Linked DNA regions of Homo sapiens: all the other regions are linked to region 1. The links are chromatin contacts, found by Hi-C or POLR2A ChIA-PET in ENCODE. All regions are on one chromosome and are shown on one strand. Each heading gives the region's core, a stretch centred on a gene start or an enhancer-like site at or near the end of the contact. The rest is flanking DNA. Distances are from core to core; before and after follow the strand shown. Region 1 holds the start of ANKRD6 (ankyrin repeat domain 6). Region 2 holds the start of SRSF12 (serine and arginine rich splicing factor 12). Region 3 overlaps BACH2 (BACH transcriptional regulator 2). Region 4 overlaps MDN1 (midasin AAA ATPase 1). Region 5 overlaps MDN1 (midasin AAA ATPase 1).

The links. Hi-C counts contacts between places; a loop is a spot of excess contacts on that map. ChIA-PET counts read pairs that join two places held with the same protein, here RNA polymerase II (POLR2A). Pooled maps may share reads with other maps.
Region 2: a map with no recorded cell type shows a loop between it and region 1 (5-fold over the local background). The contact joins the promoter of SRSF12 here to the promoter of ANKRD6 in region 1. A Hi-C loop is called at or near these places in 5 of 37 single-sample maps with no recorded cell type and 3 of 50 pooled maps. POLR2A ChIA-PET finds 5 or more read pairs at or near these places in 2 of 52 experiments (HEK293T and Panc1).
Region 3: a loop to region 1 is called in a map of B cell, with 22 times the contacts of the local background. The contact joins the enhancer-like site here to the promoter of ANKRD6 in region 1. A Hi-C loop is called at or near these places in 2 of 168 maps with a recorded cell type or tissue (B cell and MCF 10A) and 9 of 50 pooled maps. POLR2A ChIA-PET finds 5 or more read pairs at or near these places in 1 of 52 experiments (CD8-positive, alpha-beta T cell).
Region 4: a loop to region 1 is called in a map of HCT116, with 2.4 times the contacts of the local background. The contact joins the enhancer-like site here to the promoter of ANKRD6 in region 1. A Hi-C loop is called at or near these places in 1 of 168 maps with a recorded cell type or tissue (HCT116), 5 of 37 single-sample maps with no recorded cell type and 14 of 50 pooled maps.
Region 5: a map of naive thymus-derived CD4-positive, alpha-beta T cell shows a loop between it and region 1 (3-fold over the local background). The contact joins the enhancer-like site here to the promoter of ANKRD6 in region 1. A Hi-C loop is called at or near these places in 3 of 168 maps with a recorded cell type or tissue (CD4-positive, alpha-beta T cell, heart left ventricle and naive thymus-derived CD4-positive, alpha-beta T cell) and 7 of 50 pooled maps.

Annotation. Positions count from the first base shown.
Region 1 is chr6:89,431,564-89,434,478 of GRCh38, forward strand. It overlaps ANKRD6 (ankyrin repeat domain 6), which reads left to right and starts at 1,589. Exons shown (of 16, transcript NM_001242809.2): 1 at 1,589-1,812. LOC124901360 (a long non-coding RNA gene) reads right to left here. Exons shown (of 2, transcript XR_007059675.1): 1 at 1,854-2,915; 2 at 1-1,024. RefSeq lists a silencer at 1,381-1,860.
Region 2 is chr6:89,116,794-89,119,507 of GRCh38, forward strand. It overlaps SRSF12 (serine and arginine rich splicing factor 12), which reads right to left and starts at 1,278. Exons shown (of 5, transcript NM_080743.5): 1 at 1,030-1,278. The coding sequence starts at 1,094. It also overlaps a transcript of PM20D2 not described here. RefSeq lists a silencer at 862-1,131.
Region 3 is chr6:89,940,150-89,942,849 of GRCh38, forward strand. All of the region lies in intron 7 of BACH2 (BACH transcriptional regulator 2), which reads right to left. Among named protein-coding and RNA genes, the nearest start is that of GJA10, 47 kb to the left of the region's middle. Within about 2 kb of position 1,347, at least 11 of the 41 ENCODE cell types and tissues checked have a DNase peak (open chromatin) inside an H3K27ac peak, as active enhancers do.
Region 4 is chr6:89,792,515-89,795,315 of GRCh38, forward strand. MDN1 (midasin AAA ATPase 1) reads right to left here. Exons shown (of 102, transcript NM_014611.3): 3 at 2,063-2,287; 4 at 1,586-1,693; 5 at 1,248-1,440. Among named protein-coding and RNA genes, the nearest start is that of MDN1, 26 kb to the right of the region's middle. Within about 2 kb of position 1,262, at least 4 of the 41 ENCODE cell types and tissues checked have a DNase peak (open chromatin) inside an H3K27ac peak, as active enhancers do.
Region 5 is chr6:89,688,603-89,691,466 of GRCh38, forward strand. It overlaps MDN1 (midasin AAA ATPase 1), which reads right to left. Exons shown (of 102, transcript NM_014611.3): 64 at 2,071-2,232; 65 at 1,268-1,541; 66 at 1-206. It overlaps MDN1-AS1 (MDN1 antisense RNA 1), which reads left to right. Exons shown (of 4, transcript NR_111915.1): 4 at 1-879. Among named protein-coding and RNA genes, the nearest start is that of LYRM2, 51 kb to the left of the region's middle. RefSeq lists an enhancer at 988-1,537. Within about 2 kb of position 1,312, at least 3 of the 41 ENCODE cell types and tissues checked have a DNase peak (open chromatin) inside an H3K27ac peak, as active enhancers do.

The sequences.
Region 1 (2,915 bases), core at 339-2,838:
AGGATTACTTGAGCCCAGGAGTTCAAGACCAGCCTTGACCTCCTCTGTGTTAAACATAAAAAAATTAGCTGGGCATGGTGGTGCACACTTGTAATCCCAACTATTCAGGAGGCAGAGGCAGGAGGATTGCTTGAGCCCAGGAGTTCAAGACTGCAGTGGGCTACTGCACTTCAGCCTGGGTGACACAGCAAGGCCCCATCTTAAGGGGGAAAAAAAAGTCTGGAAAAGGCCAAAGGATACTCAGAAGAGAGATTTCACATCCTGTTAGGTAAAACTGCAGCTGTGACTATGGGGTTGGGAAAATTTCAGAAGCAGTAGGAGAAAATCAAGAACTTCCCCTTCCTAGTGTGGAAACAGGCTCTTGGGATCTCTCCTGCCTAATGATCCCTGAAGGAGAGAGGGAAACAAACATCTTAAGGAAAAGGAAGAAATCATCATGTTTCTTTTCTCCTGGAAACCAGGCCTGTTTCAGAGGGAATAAGAAAAGTCGGCTGGGTGCAGTGGCTCATGCCTGTAATCCCAGCACTTTGGGAGGCCGAGGCTGGAGGATCACGAGGTCAGGAGTTCGAGACCAGCCTGACCAATATGGTGAAACCCCATCTCTACTAAAAATACAAAAATTAGCCAGGGATGGTGGCGGGCACCTGTAATCCCAGCTACTCAGGAGGCTGAGGCAGGAGAATCACTTGAACCTGGGAGGCGGAGGTTGCAGTGAGCCTAGATGGTGCCATTGCACTCCAGCCTGGGTGACAGAGTGAGACTTCGTCTCAAAAAAAAATTTTAAGCAAGAAAGAAAAAAAAATCAGATTCGTGATAAGCTTGTCCCAAAACCTCAGGTAAGATTGATAGTCCATTTTAGGGTGCTGCTTGCCTCCTCTTCCATCTCTCCGCCTTTGGAGAGCAGATACCTGTCCATGCTTCTTCAAAGGGTGGAATGAGATCCCATCCATCTTACATGTATTCAACAGTAGCTTATTGAATGCTTCCTGTGTTCAGGGAGCTCTTCTAGGTATTGAAGAAGTGGCTGTGAATGAAAATAGACAAAACCAGACTGAGATAATGGTATGTAAAGTGTGATATGAATATGGGGGTCAGGCTCGCTCAATGCTTTTGCCATTTCCATATGGGATGATTCCAACAAGATACTTATAGTCAAGCTGTTAGAAATAAAGGCTTCCTTTCCCCTCTCCAGCTACCCCAATAAATCTGGGTCATTCATCATTGTTGTTCAGTTTGTACTGAGCAGCCCCAGTTAAGTGAGCTATGGTTATATTGAAATATCCACTTGGCCACGAATTGAGTGAAGGTGGGAGGTTCCTCCTGCTAATTCTCCTCCCCTCCCAATACACTTCCTGGCAACCCCCACGCGGAAAACCTCACCCTACTATAGGCCCCCTTCCTCCCACTCTTCAGAAGGCGGTGGCCCCACCCAGGAGAGGGCTGCAGATCGGGGCCAGCCCCAGGGCCTCCGCGGTGCCACCTCTCTCTCGCGAGGGTCCCTGCCGTGCCCCGGCTCGCCGCTGGGAGGCGCTGCGGCACCGGCGTAGGAGCCGCCGGCAGGGGTGGGGCGGGGCCGGCGGGACGGGGCAGAGGGCCCTGCGGCGGCGGACGCGGCGGGCTCGGCCACAGGTAACCCGCAGGAGCCGAGAGCGCTGCCTGGCGCGCGGGCGGCTGGAGGCACGGCGCTGGGCGGCGCCGAGGCCCTGGGGCCGCCGGAGCCAGCGGGAGCCAGTCCCCGTCTTCGCCCCTCGCCCCCCACCGTGTCGCCGGCCTTGGTCCCTGCGGCGCGGACGTCCGGCGCGGGAGAGAAAGGTACCAGGCGACCTCGCCGGCTCCCTGGGACCCCCGCTTACACCGGGGTGGGCGCCTCAGGTCGGGGAGGACGCTGTCGGGGGAAGGGGGCGCTGCTCCCTCGGCACCCCAGGATCGCCGACTGCCCGCGGAGGAGACCCGGACACCGCGCCTCGCCCCCTGGCCTGCGGCCTCCGAAAACGCCCGGCGCGAGGGGGTCCCCCCGGGGCGCCTCCCTCTTCGCCTGGCATCAGTTGCCTCCCTGGAATATGGAACTTCGGGCGAGGGAGGTGGAGAACTTTCTTCTGGGGCTCGTCCCTCGTTCTCCTGCTCGCTTGCAGTTTGAAGGAAGGGCGGTGGGGGCGGGGGTCCGAGTACCCCGCGGTCTGCGGCGCGTAGGAGGGTAGGTCCCTGGCCTGCGGCCGCCTCCGAATGACCCCGTCCCTCCCCGCCCTGGACGACAGCACTAGGGTGCAGTCGCAGGAGAGGGGCCGATACCCCTCAGGAGCCCCATCGGCGAAGCCTCAGCAAGTGGCATCTCCCGGGGTCCAGAGAGTCGGCGTGCTGTCTGGTTTGGGTCCAGACATCAGCTCACCCAAGCTTATCTTGGGCTTTTAAGTGTGTTGCTTCCGGTAGATCTCGGGGACTGGAGGGGAAGTGCAGCATTATTTGTGACCCAAGAGGGACTTGAATGTCTCAAAGCTGGTCAAGAATGTTTCCCCCGCGAGGTAGCATGAGATGGGTCACGTGGTAGTAAAGAGCCACTTCGGGCCCGTGAGATGGAGTTCTGACTCCACCACTTGTTAGGTGTGTGACTTTGGAAAACCCACTTCTTTAAACCTTAGTTTTTAGAACTCTAAACTGCAGGTATTGTACATAACCTCGTAGTATTGTGTTCATGCAGTGAAGTGATGGGAATGAAATGCTTGGCATTGTACTCTTGTGTGTTAGACACCTTTTGCGAACCTGTTGGATGTTGAATTCATTCATGCTTAGGTTCTGTTAGGCCAGTGTAAGTGGAAAGAACTTGGGCAATGAAGACAAACACACCTGGGTCCAAGGTGGTCCCATCCATGGTATACTGATTGGGGGTTTCTCATCCCCAAAACACCAATAGCAGCCTT
Region 2 (2,714 bases), core at 28-2,527, 320 kb before region 1:
AAAAATAAAAAATACTTAACGTTTATTTACTCCTCAAAGGTAAATTATAATACTCATCTCAGATGACTATGGAGTCAAGAGCTCCATGTATCTATACCTCTCTGGCCCCAGGTAAATCATTAAAACTCTTAGTTTCCGCTCTCCCTTATGTACAATAAAACAGTACTGCATAGGTAGAAAGGCTGGGGGGAAGTAAATGAAGCCCAGTGAAATGAGAATGTCTATTAACACCGTTCCCTCTCCCCCCGCCCCCAATTTCTTCAGCTCCATTAAGGAAGGAAGTGCTATATGAAAAAGTCATTCCTTAGTATCTGTGTTCAGACACTCTGTAGACAAAATTCTCAACGGAGGGGTGGGGCATCAGAATCAACCAGGTGAGCCTATACTCACGCCCTTAAAAAGGGTGTTAATACTGGACTCAGAACTTTAAAGAAAAACGCACTGATCTCATTCATTGAAGTTATTTTTTGTATGCAGAATAAAATTGTGTGAATAAAATGCAAGCAGCACCGTCTGTAAGTAGACCAGAACTGGGGGAAAGAAACTGTAAGGCCCGAGTACGCATTATGGTACAAAACGTTCTCACCAGCCCCAATTCCTCTCCATCTAGGAGGGTTGGATGCGCGCGATTTTATCGGGGCACGGCGACAAAGGAGCTGAAACGCGGGCACTCGCTGGAGCGCAAACCCTCCCGACTCCCGGCGGGGAGCGACCTGAGCTCGGGAGAGGGGCGCCCCGTGTCCCACGGCCCGCCGGCTGCGGTGCTGAACCGCGGAAAGCGACGCGGGCCCGGGACACGATGTGCGCGGCGCCGGGGCTGAAAGCTGGCCGGGAGGGCGGAGGCGCGAGTTCCGCCCTGGGCCGCGGAGTAGTCCGAGGGCTCACACCTCCCCAAGTGGCGCAGCCTGGGCCCGCGGGGAGGCTCCGCGCAGCTCCCCCGAGCCTCCGCCGGGCCTCGGCCGTGCTCCGCGGCGCGGCTGTTACCCCGCCCCTCCTCCGCGCCCCCAACCTGCAGCCGCGGCCGTTCACCTGGTGGCGTCCGCGACGTTCCTGATGAACAGGGAGGTGTTGGGGGGCCTCGTGTAGCGAGACATGACCGCTTCCTCCGTTCCCTCCGGGTCTGCCCGCGGCCGCTGGACTCGCTCCGTCTCCCGCTACCGCTGCTACCACCACAGGAGCTCCGCCGGCCCCCGGCGCGACCCCCACCCCTCGGCCTCAGCCCCGCCAGCGCGCAGCCGCAGAGGCCGGCGCAGAGGGGGCGCAGCGCGGCGCCAGCCTGGACGCACGGGCCGGGGGCGGGGGCGGCGCCGGCGCGGCCCAGGGGCCGCGGGAATTCCGAAGACAGGAGCGCGGCCGTTCCCAGGCCCTATGGGATCCGGGTATGGGGGGTCCTGGAGTGCGACGGGATTTGGGGAGGGGGCGGCGAGGGCCAGTGTATGTCAGGAGGGCGGAGGCCAAGAGGGGGCTTGAGGCCGCGGCGGGGACGCCGGGGGTTAGAGGACCCAGAGGTGGTGGCGGGGCTGCGGCTGGGCGGAGGTGGGGTCAGTGAGAGCCGCTTTCAACCGCGCCCCCGCTCAGCCTCCGCGGCCCTCAGCGCATCGTCCTGAGCGCAGGACCTTGGCAGTTGGTAGGCCTCCTGCCCCTCTGGTCTTGAGCCTTCGGCTTTCCAACTGTGAGGTCTCGGTTTTGTTCGGATTTGTTTTTTTAATAGAGACGGGGTCTCGCTGTGTTGCCCAGGTGGTCTCAAACTCCTGGGCTCAAGCCTCTCCCGCCTCGGCCTTCCAAAGTGCTGGGATTACAGGTGTGAGCCACCGCGCCTGGCCTGTTGGATTTTTAAGTATTATATGATTCTTCATCCTTTATTCACTTGGGGCATAACACTCAGCTGTGAGTACATTCATTCAGATGTTTATTGAGCGTCTACTATGCGCCAGGCACTTAGCGTGGGATATAGCAATGAACAAACAGGCCAAGCCCCGCCCTCTGAGCTTACATTCTAGAGGGGGGACAAACGAATGTACAAATGAATACATGATGTAGAAGACAACAGTTTAAATGCAGGGACAGTTAAGCAAAATTTAAATTACCCTCTCCCTATTCCCCCAAAATGTTGTAGCCCATCCCCTTCTAGTTAGACTCGTCTTCGCCTTGCTCCTGTGGCCGGCAGGCACAGCCTGTTATTCAGGGCTGGGAGTGTAACCAGGCAACTCCTAAGTGTGAAGAGTGCCCCTTTTCGCTCGCAGAAGTGGTAGGCTTTGAAGAATACATGTCGTGGTCACCCTTCTAGCTCACAGCCCTCCCAGAGGCTGTGGAGGTTCCTGGGTCTGCAGCTGTACTGGAACGGTGGCTATTCTTTCATTCAGAAGGGATTGCTCTGGCACTGCAGGCACAGGGCTAGACTGGCACCGTGCCTATTCCCCTAGAGCTTAGAATTTGGTAGGGAGGCAGAATCTAACAATCACACTGGTAAAGATACAAACTATAATACAGGGCTATGAAAAGAACTATATGCTGCTGAGAGCAGGCATTGTGGGATGGTGAGCAAGGCTAGAGGGTCACTTATGTTCCCTGAACAAGTCTTGAAGAGATGGGTAAAGAATGGAGAAGAGTAATTAGTGCAGTGGAACAGCACGTGCAAAGGCTTTGAGGCAATATAGTAAATGAGGCAAAACAGGAGCATGAGGCTGGAGAAGAGTTGGAAAATGAGGCTGGAG
Region 3 (2,700 bases), core at 97-2,596, 510 kb after region 1:
CAGGTGTGCACCACCATGCCCAGCTAATTTTTGTATTTTCAGTAGAGATGCGGTTTTGCCATGTTGGCCAGGCTGGTCTTGAACTCCTGGTCTCAAGTGATCCGCCCGCCTTGGCCTCCCAAAATGCTGGGCTTACAGGGGTGAACCATGGTGCCTGGCCTGAAATATTTCTTAAGAATAGCAACCAGTGAAAAAGACTGCATGAAAGAGCCCCAAGTGCGGAAGGTGAGCAGCAAACCACTACTCTATCTCAAGAGCCTCCTTGGCACCCATGAGGTGACACAGGCTTGCACCTTTGAGCAGTTTGTCACTCCCCTTCCCGAGGCTCTTGGGGATTCAGCAGCTTCTGGGTTCAGTCTGGTCCTGCTTCAGAAGCTCCTGGAATAAAAAGGTTGTGTGCTGCCAGGCTAAGAGACAACGTGTGGGTTAGCTCAGATTGCTTCATTCTTGTTTACATTCACGTCTGCTCCGGATGAGCCAGCAGATGGCACTACAAACCTAAACTTCCTTCAAGCACTAGCCCAGCCCTGTCTAATACAAACAATACGAGCTACATTTGTGATTTTAAATTTTCCAGCAGCTACATTAAAAGAAGTAAAAAGAAACAGGTGAAATGAGTTTGAATACTGTATGTTATTTAACCCAATAGATAAAAATACTTCCAACATATAGCTAATATAATTATTAATGAGATAGTTTACAGTTTTTTTTTTTTTTGTGCTAAACTTTCCAAATCCAAAGCACATTTTATCCTTACAGCACATCATAATTCAGACTAGCCACTTTCAGGGGCTCAACAGCCACGTGCAGCATGAGGCAAATGGACTGGACAGTGCCACTCTAGGAGACAGAATAAATGGACTCAATGAATCCCAGCAGCCAGAAAAACATATGGGTCTGGGCTGAACTGATCAAAATGCTCTTGGGTGAAGAAACCAACCCCTCGATAGTGTTCAGATGCTGCAGGGTTAAGTCTGTGTTCTTCAAGGGAGTGAGGATGAAGACATTTGATCCTGAGCCCAGGTTTCTCTTTGGTTACATCATTTGCAGGCAGACACGAGTCCCGGCTGCCGGCATGTGTGGCTAGTCAATTCCCGTGCACAAAGGCAAATGTACAAAATGATCATTTGACTTTTCTGTGGTTGGGTGCAAGCTCTTTGTCAGGTTCCATCACAGCTCCGAGCTTGTGCAGTGTGGCATTTACTGAAGGTTCCCAGCAGGTGATCTGATTCAACTTCTACCTGGTGAGCTCTGTCCCATGACACCTGTAAAATTTTGGTCCAAGAAAGCAAAATCGCAGTAGGGCCCATGACACCACTGTCGGCTTGGCCCTGCTCCGACTGCTAAAGACAGGCAGCCAGGACAAACAGTTCCTTGTTATGGGCTCGGGAAAGGCCTTTGTGCACGGGGCTGTGTTTGCACAGGGCTTCTAATGATATGAAAGAATGTTTGATTTCCCTCTTATACCCGTTGGATAACAAACACACTCAGATCCTGCACGGTGTCTCCGGAACACAGAGGTCTGTCTGTTGGAGATGTGGATGTTCCAACACAGCAGAGGTGGTGGCGCTTTGGGGGCTTGTGGAGTTTTCCCTCTGATGACAACAAAGCCATTCTGCTTCTGCTCTAAATGTGTTTACTTACTCTCAGAAAGAAGATATCCCTATAGTTCAGGCCACAGGGAAAGTCAAAAGGATGTCTATACCAAGAGCTACTGTATTTAAATCATCCAGACAGTGAATATAAAACACTAGGGGAATAGGAGGGAGAGTTGCCAAGAAAAAGAAAAAAATCACCAATGCTAGTTTCAAAGTCCTTGAGACAAAAAGCCATACAACACTTCAGCAGAGCTGCTGCAACACAATCTGCTTTTTAAAGAGGGTCAGAGGAAAAGGTAATGGGTCAACTATAGACTTTCTCCCAGGTGAAAAAAACCCCAACTCACTCTTGTTTCTCTTTACAAGTCTTGGTTCCCCCTCTAGCAAGGGAGGACTTATGTTCACTGACATGCGGGGGTCTCTGAGGTGTTCTCAGACAGGCACCGGGTCGGGGTGGGTGGGAACTTGACCACATCCAAGTTGTTTCTTGAGTAATAAGTTCCAAGCCAAGAACATCTTGTCTGGAAATAAGGAGTAGCCACTGACTGTTTGGTCCCGTGGAGGACATGCCTCTCCCAGGCTCTCGGCACTCAAAACATTCCTCAAATGGGGCTGAGGAGTCAGAGAAGGCCAACAGACCTTGGAAAGCGGAAACACATCAAGAAGGTTGAGGCCCACCTCTTTTCCTTCTAGATAATTATTCTGAGCCAAACAGGCCCAGTTGGGCTTAACATCTTATTAACTGTCCCTCCACACACTTGCTCCTCCAGGATCTCACTTCCCAGCAGTGGCTTGGTTTCCTAAAGAGTCCCAACAGCCAATGTGATGAGGTGAAGAGTCCTGTGGACTGTCGCCATCCCCACTAGTTATACTCAGCCACCCACACACAGCTCCGGACACACAGGCTGCATATAAGGGGAAGGGCACGAGGGATTCATGGGCGCCACTCTTTAGCCAGGGGTCTACCACTTTGGTTCTCAGTGGAGAATCGGAGAATCAGGGCAGCCACTGAGTCAGCAGGCCAAGGGCCAAACAGGGCACCAGAGGCCTGTGCCACAGTTGGCACAATAAGCTGCTGTTGATTTTATTCAGCCCAGCAAAG
Region 4 (2,801 bases), core at 12-2,511, 360 kb after region 1:
AAAGAGGGAGGAGGGAAGGGGACGGGTCTTCACAACTAGAAAAAAACACAAAGAGCTTTGGAAGTACTGGGTGTTTGGTGTTATTTATATGAAGTTTATGAATAATCACTGACTACACTTATGACAATGTGCATTTTCCTATATGTATATTACATTTTAATTTTTTTTTTTTTTTACTACTACTGACCAGAACCCAACTGATGGGTTCAAGAAATGACCCAGAACTTATTCCAAGAAGAAAAGTGGGTGGCCTGGGTGTAGTGGCTCACGCTGAGGCAGGGGGTCACGAGGTCAGGCATTCGAGACCAGGCTGGCCAACATAGTGAAATTCCGTCTCTACTAAAAATACAAAAAATTAGCCAGGCATGGTGGCAGGCACCTGTAATCCCAGCTACTCAGGAGGCTGAGGCAGAAGAATCACTTGAACCTGGGAGGGGGGAGGTTGCAGTGAGCCGAGGTTCTGCCACTGCACTTGCACTACAGCCTGACCATCAGACAAAGTGACAACTGACTGAAGACTGCTATGGAAAAAGAGACTGGCTCCCACTAGTGCCAGACTTATGATCTGCAAGCCTGTTCAAGTATGGTCTCAAGCCATTCGTGGAAAGAAGCTTGTTGCATATGGGAGAGAGGAAGTTCACTAGATACTGGACTCTCTACAATGAGATAGTTCTGAAAGAAGAGGCTGCTGGGAGTCATCTCTAGACCTAGGCCTGTCTTTGCCACAGAGCAGTCCAAGGGTCTCCAGCAAGTAATTCTGCCTTTGAATTACATCAACATAGGATCGTAACATGTGCTACAGAACTTCACACAGTTTTTGCAGCAAGCAAACAAGAAGATATACGGAACAGCTCCGCGCAAGTTAAAGGCATCACACAGGAACCATTAGTTTCTAATTTCATATTAAACAGGGACAGGCTGGGTGCAGTGGCTCACGCCTGTAATCCCAACACTTTGGGAGACTGAGGTGGCATGATCCCTTGAGTCCAGGAGTTCCAGATCAGCACAGACAACATAGTGAGACCCCGTCTCTACAATTTAAAAAATTAACAAAAAATAAAAACAAGAACAGTGGGAATATCAGGGGAAAAGCCCAAGATGAATTTCTTTTTAACTTCCAAAAATGAAGCAGCAATTTAACAAACTAAATTTAGCTCACACCTGGTACATAGAACCCAGCCAAAGACAGAGCACACTCAGTGTTTAGTAGGGGGAAGGGGACACACCCCCTACTGATACCAACATACCAGCTCTCCAGGGGCTGGCAGCTGCCCAGGCAGCACCACACCACAAACAGCTGTCACCCTAGGGGAGAGGTCAGACGAAACAAGATGTCCCTGTAAGTACTGCAGCTCCTTCTGCTTACGCCAAAGGGAGACTTCTGGATTGGCCAAAACCAAGGCCTTCTCCAAGTCCTGCAACTGGGCCTCTTCTAATAACCTGAGAGAAAGGAGAGTCTCGTCAATTACCTTACCACTCAGAAATGCTATCGCAAGACCTGCAGTCACCTCTGGCCTGTCACCCCCAGAAAAGAAAAAAAAAAAAGAAATGCTATAGCAAGACCTCCACGAAGGTTCCTGCTTACCTCAACCTGAAATGGATCAATTCATCACTATTAAATATCTTCTTAAGAAATGATAACTTGTGCTCTTCATTCATACAGGTAACCAAAGCAAGACAATTGGCTGTATACCTAGGGAAAAAGAAAGTATGTAAATTCAGTTTATCTGCAGTTGATAATAAAGAATAAATAAAATCCACTAGCCAACTGAACACTAGAAAAGGAAATCTCAATTATTACAACACATTTAAGAACAGAAAATACAAATCAGGCACAATGGATTTACTTGATGGAACATGAAAAAGGTGAAACTCCATTCATATCATCTCATTTTCCTCTGCAATGACACATGATTAAAGAAAGGAAGTAAAACCCCAAAAGCCACAAGAACAAAAATAACAAATTTTAAATGGTTTCCTTTCCCTCCTGACACACACAACTCCACACATGCCCTGTACCATCCCCACACTAGAAGTGCAAAAAAGTCTAACAGCTACGCACCAGCGAACCAAGGTGTCATGGCTTCTGAGGAGAGGGACACACACACTCCAGTCCCAGAGCTCCCGGAACACAGACTGCTCCTGCTGCAGAAACTTGAAGGCTGCTTCCATTAGGTCCCGGAGCTTCATCCTCCTACGTCCATAGCGTACTGGATTAGCATCTGAACTCTCTAGGAAAAGTCTTTGAAAGACTGGGGATGTGTCCTTGAAATATCTCAGGGCAAACCTTCAAACACAAAGAATACAGACATCCCCAACTTAACAATGGTTGGACTTAATTTTTCTGCTTTGTAATAGGTTTATCAGAGTATTAAATGCATTTTCAACTTAAGCTATTTTCAAAAAGGAGTATCTATATTTTCATTGATTGGTGGGAATATCATAGAACGCAATTCTCTACTCTGACCAAACCACAAAACAGAACTCCCAAGGGTCTGAGAACATAGGGGAATGAATGCTGAATCTACTTAGTCGTAAAATTGTATCCTGTTCAATTTCAGGAACCAGGACAATGGCATGAGATAATTCTGACTAAGAGGATACAAAAATCTAAAGTAATTACCTACAAAATCGGGGGGTACTTAATGTAAGTGTTTACAACGGAAAAGGCACTCATTTCCAACAAACATTTATTCAGTTCTATGAGCCAGATACTGTAGTTTAATAACTGGGATTCAAAACCAAATAGATACTCTTCTTGAGGAGTTTGCTGTCTAGTAAGGAAGACAGCCACTTTTAGA
Region 5 (2,864 bases), core at 62-2,561, 260 kb after region 1:
CTGTAGCAAGTGACTGACAGCCTCTGAGAAACCTTGAAGCACAGGTTGACACTGCCGTGCTTCTGGAACATTGGGATGCTGGTAGAAGTCATAGGGCCCATCAGGTTTCACCATCAGGTCTGAGGGTGCCTCCCCAAAAAGAGTGTTATGGGAGAGGGTACAGGCCAAAAGTTGGCTGCCCAAGAGTCGGTCATTCAGTTCAACTCCTGTGAAGTTAACATCACGGTAAAGTCAGTGAATTCAGTAAGTTGATCTATCAACATGTCAAAAAGATGTCAGCAACAGGGCCAGGTGCAGTGGCTCATGTCTGTAATCCCAGCACTTTGGGGAGCCGAGGCAGGCAGATTGCTTGAGGCCAGGAGTTTGAGACCATCCTGGCCAACATGGTGAAACCTCTTTTCTACTAAAAATACAAACATTAGCCAGACATGCATGTGCCTGTAATCCCAGCTTCTTGCGGGCCTGAGGCACAAGAATTGCTTGAACCTGGGAGGCAGAGATTGCAGTGAGCTGAGATTGTGCCACTGCACTCCAGCCTGAGAAACAGAGCATCAGCAACATCAGCAACAATGAACTAATTGGGACTAATGAATGCTATTCTCCCCTAAAGCAACATTGGCCTAGAGAACTGTAATCCTAATACTATAGTAGCTACCTAAAGCTCTCAAGTTTCTGGAATGTGCAGAGGAAGTCAGAAACTGCCTAGGTATAAACAAATGGTGTAGGGGTTAACTCAGTGCATCCAAATTCCCAGTTTTTATACCTATTCTAGGTAAACAGAAAGGAAACTTAAAGCCTCCTTCCTACTTCTATGAAATAATGCCAAGAAATCATGTAGGAAACTGCAATGAACCAACTATTAAACCATATTCTACAAGATTGGTTGCTCCCAGGTATGTGTTATTTCATTTCAAAAGCACTAAGGCTATTTGACAGCAGAAATAATGCTAAGGAAAAAAAAACACATACACGTACACATTTAAATTAAGTCCTTGTCCTTATTTTCTTAATCCCTCACCCCAAAGGATCCAAACAATAAAAATCCATCTTTTTCTTGGCCCATTTGTACACTGATGAAAATCCATCTTATTACAGAATCCTAAATCAATTTTCTTGAATCAGCTTCAGTTCTTTAAGCCAAGGAAACTCCAATAAGGAATTATGCGAAAACAGGAAATTCATGAGTGTGATTGTTACAGAGTAGCAACAGCATCTATTTGCATTTGCTTTCATTTCCCAGGGGCATAACAAAAGTAAACTACCATACCCATCAGGGGGTAGAAGTGTGTCACAAGCGATGCCCCAGTCTGATAGCAAGACAGAAACAGGCTGAGGTAATGCTTTGCTTCATGTGGCGGCAGAGTCTGTTGATACCAGAGGGATCGAGCAAAGTTGAGACACAATTGCTGGTGTATCAGCATTACTGCCTGCATTGAATTCTGGGAGAGGAGAGCTGGGTTTGTGCCTGCTTCCTCTTCTTGCCCATCTGAAGTTCCTTTGTTCTCCTCCAACGTTGGCTGCACCAAAATATCTGCAAAGTCCTATAAATAGCATTAGAGCAATTGAACTTTTAAAAATCAGAATCTACTTCTAATCAGACTAAAAGGAAGAAAGAAAAAAGCATAAGAATGACTGAAAAAATGAAATAGGACTAATATATGTATTAAAATATATTTTAAAAGACTACAGGCTGGGCACAGTGGCTCACACCTGTAATCCCTGTGCTTTGGGAGGCCGAGGAGGGAGGATCACTTGAGGTCAGGAGTTTGAGACAGCCTGGGTGACATAGTGAGACCCTGTCTCTGTAAAAAATATAAAAACGGCAGGGTGTGGTAGCATGCACATGCAGTCACAGCTACTTGGGAGGATTGTTTGAGCCCAGGAGTTTGAGGCTGCAGTGAGCTATGATTGCGCCACTGCACTCCAGCCTGGGTGATAGAGCAAGACCCAGTCTCTAAAATACATACATACAGAGAGAGAGATAAAGAGGAAGAGAGAAAGCCATCAGAGGGAATGTATATGGCATCAAGGGAATTCATTCCAAAACACACCCTGCCATCACTGCTCTACCTTTTCATGCAGGGGGAACTGTTTTCTGAACTCCCGTTCTTCCTCCTCCTCTTCACTCAGGGCTGTCCTAGAGTTCCTGCTCCTGTATCTATACAGGCCGCTTTCCTGCTCAGCCTTCTCTTGGGCTATGCGTTCCTGCTCATCCCACTCACTGATGATTTCCTGAAAGTCACACAGACAGAAAGAAGCTGAGCTTTCTTTGCTGAGGCATTCACAAAGGCAAGATTTGCTATTAATTTCTCATGAAAATGAAAGTATCATGACTCAAAAACAAATAAAAGCCAACATCCAAGAAACTAAATTCCATGGAATAAAGAGCAAATGGGTTTTGTTTTCCAAGTGTGTAGCCTCAGCAACCAGTTTCCTAAATCCCCCCTGCTGTGTCATTGTAATTTTGAAGGTGTAAAACTTGCCACAGTACAGCTAATGGGAACTTCCTGTCAAGAGGTAAAGGTGCTTTGTAACAAGGACAGACTCAGGGTTGGCCATGAGAGGGTTGTGGTTCAGACAACACCTGGGTGGCACCCCAAGGAGCTGGCCAAGGGGTTCAGAAAAGAAACACTTAGACTAGGGACTGGGTGGTCAAAGGGCACCAATCAGGCAAAACTGGAATGTGTCTTACCAGACACTTCTGAAATTCCCTACCACTTCTAAGATTTTAGATCTTTAAACTGGCAAAAATTCTAACTTAAAGAACCATCCGGTACTGCTGAGGTTGAGGAAATAAGCACCCACCATCTAGGAAGGTAATTTGCATGTAAAGCCTAAGAAGTGTGTTTAATCTTTGTCCCAGC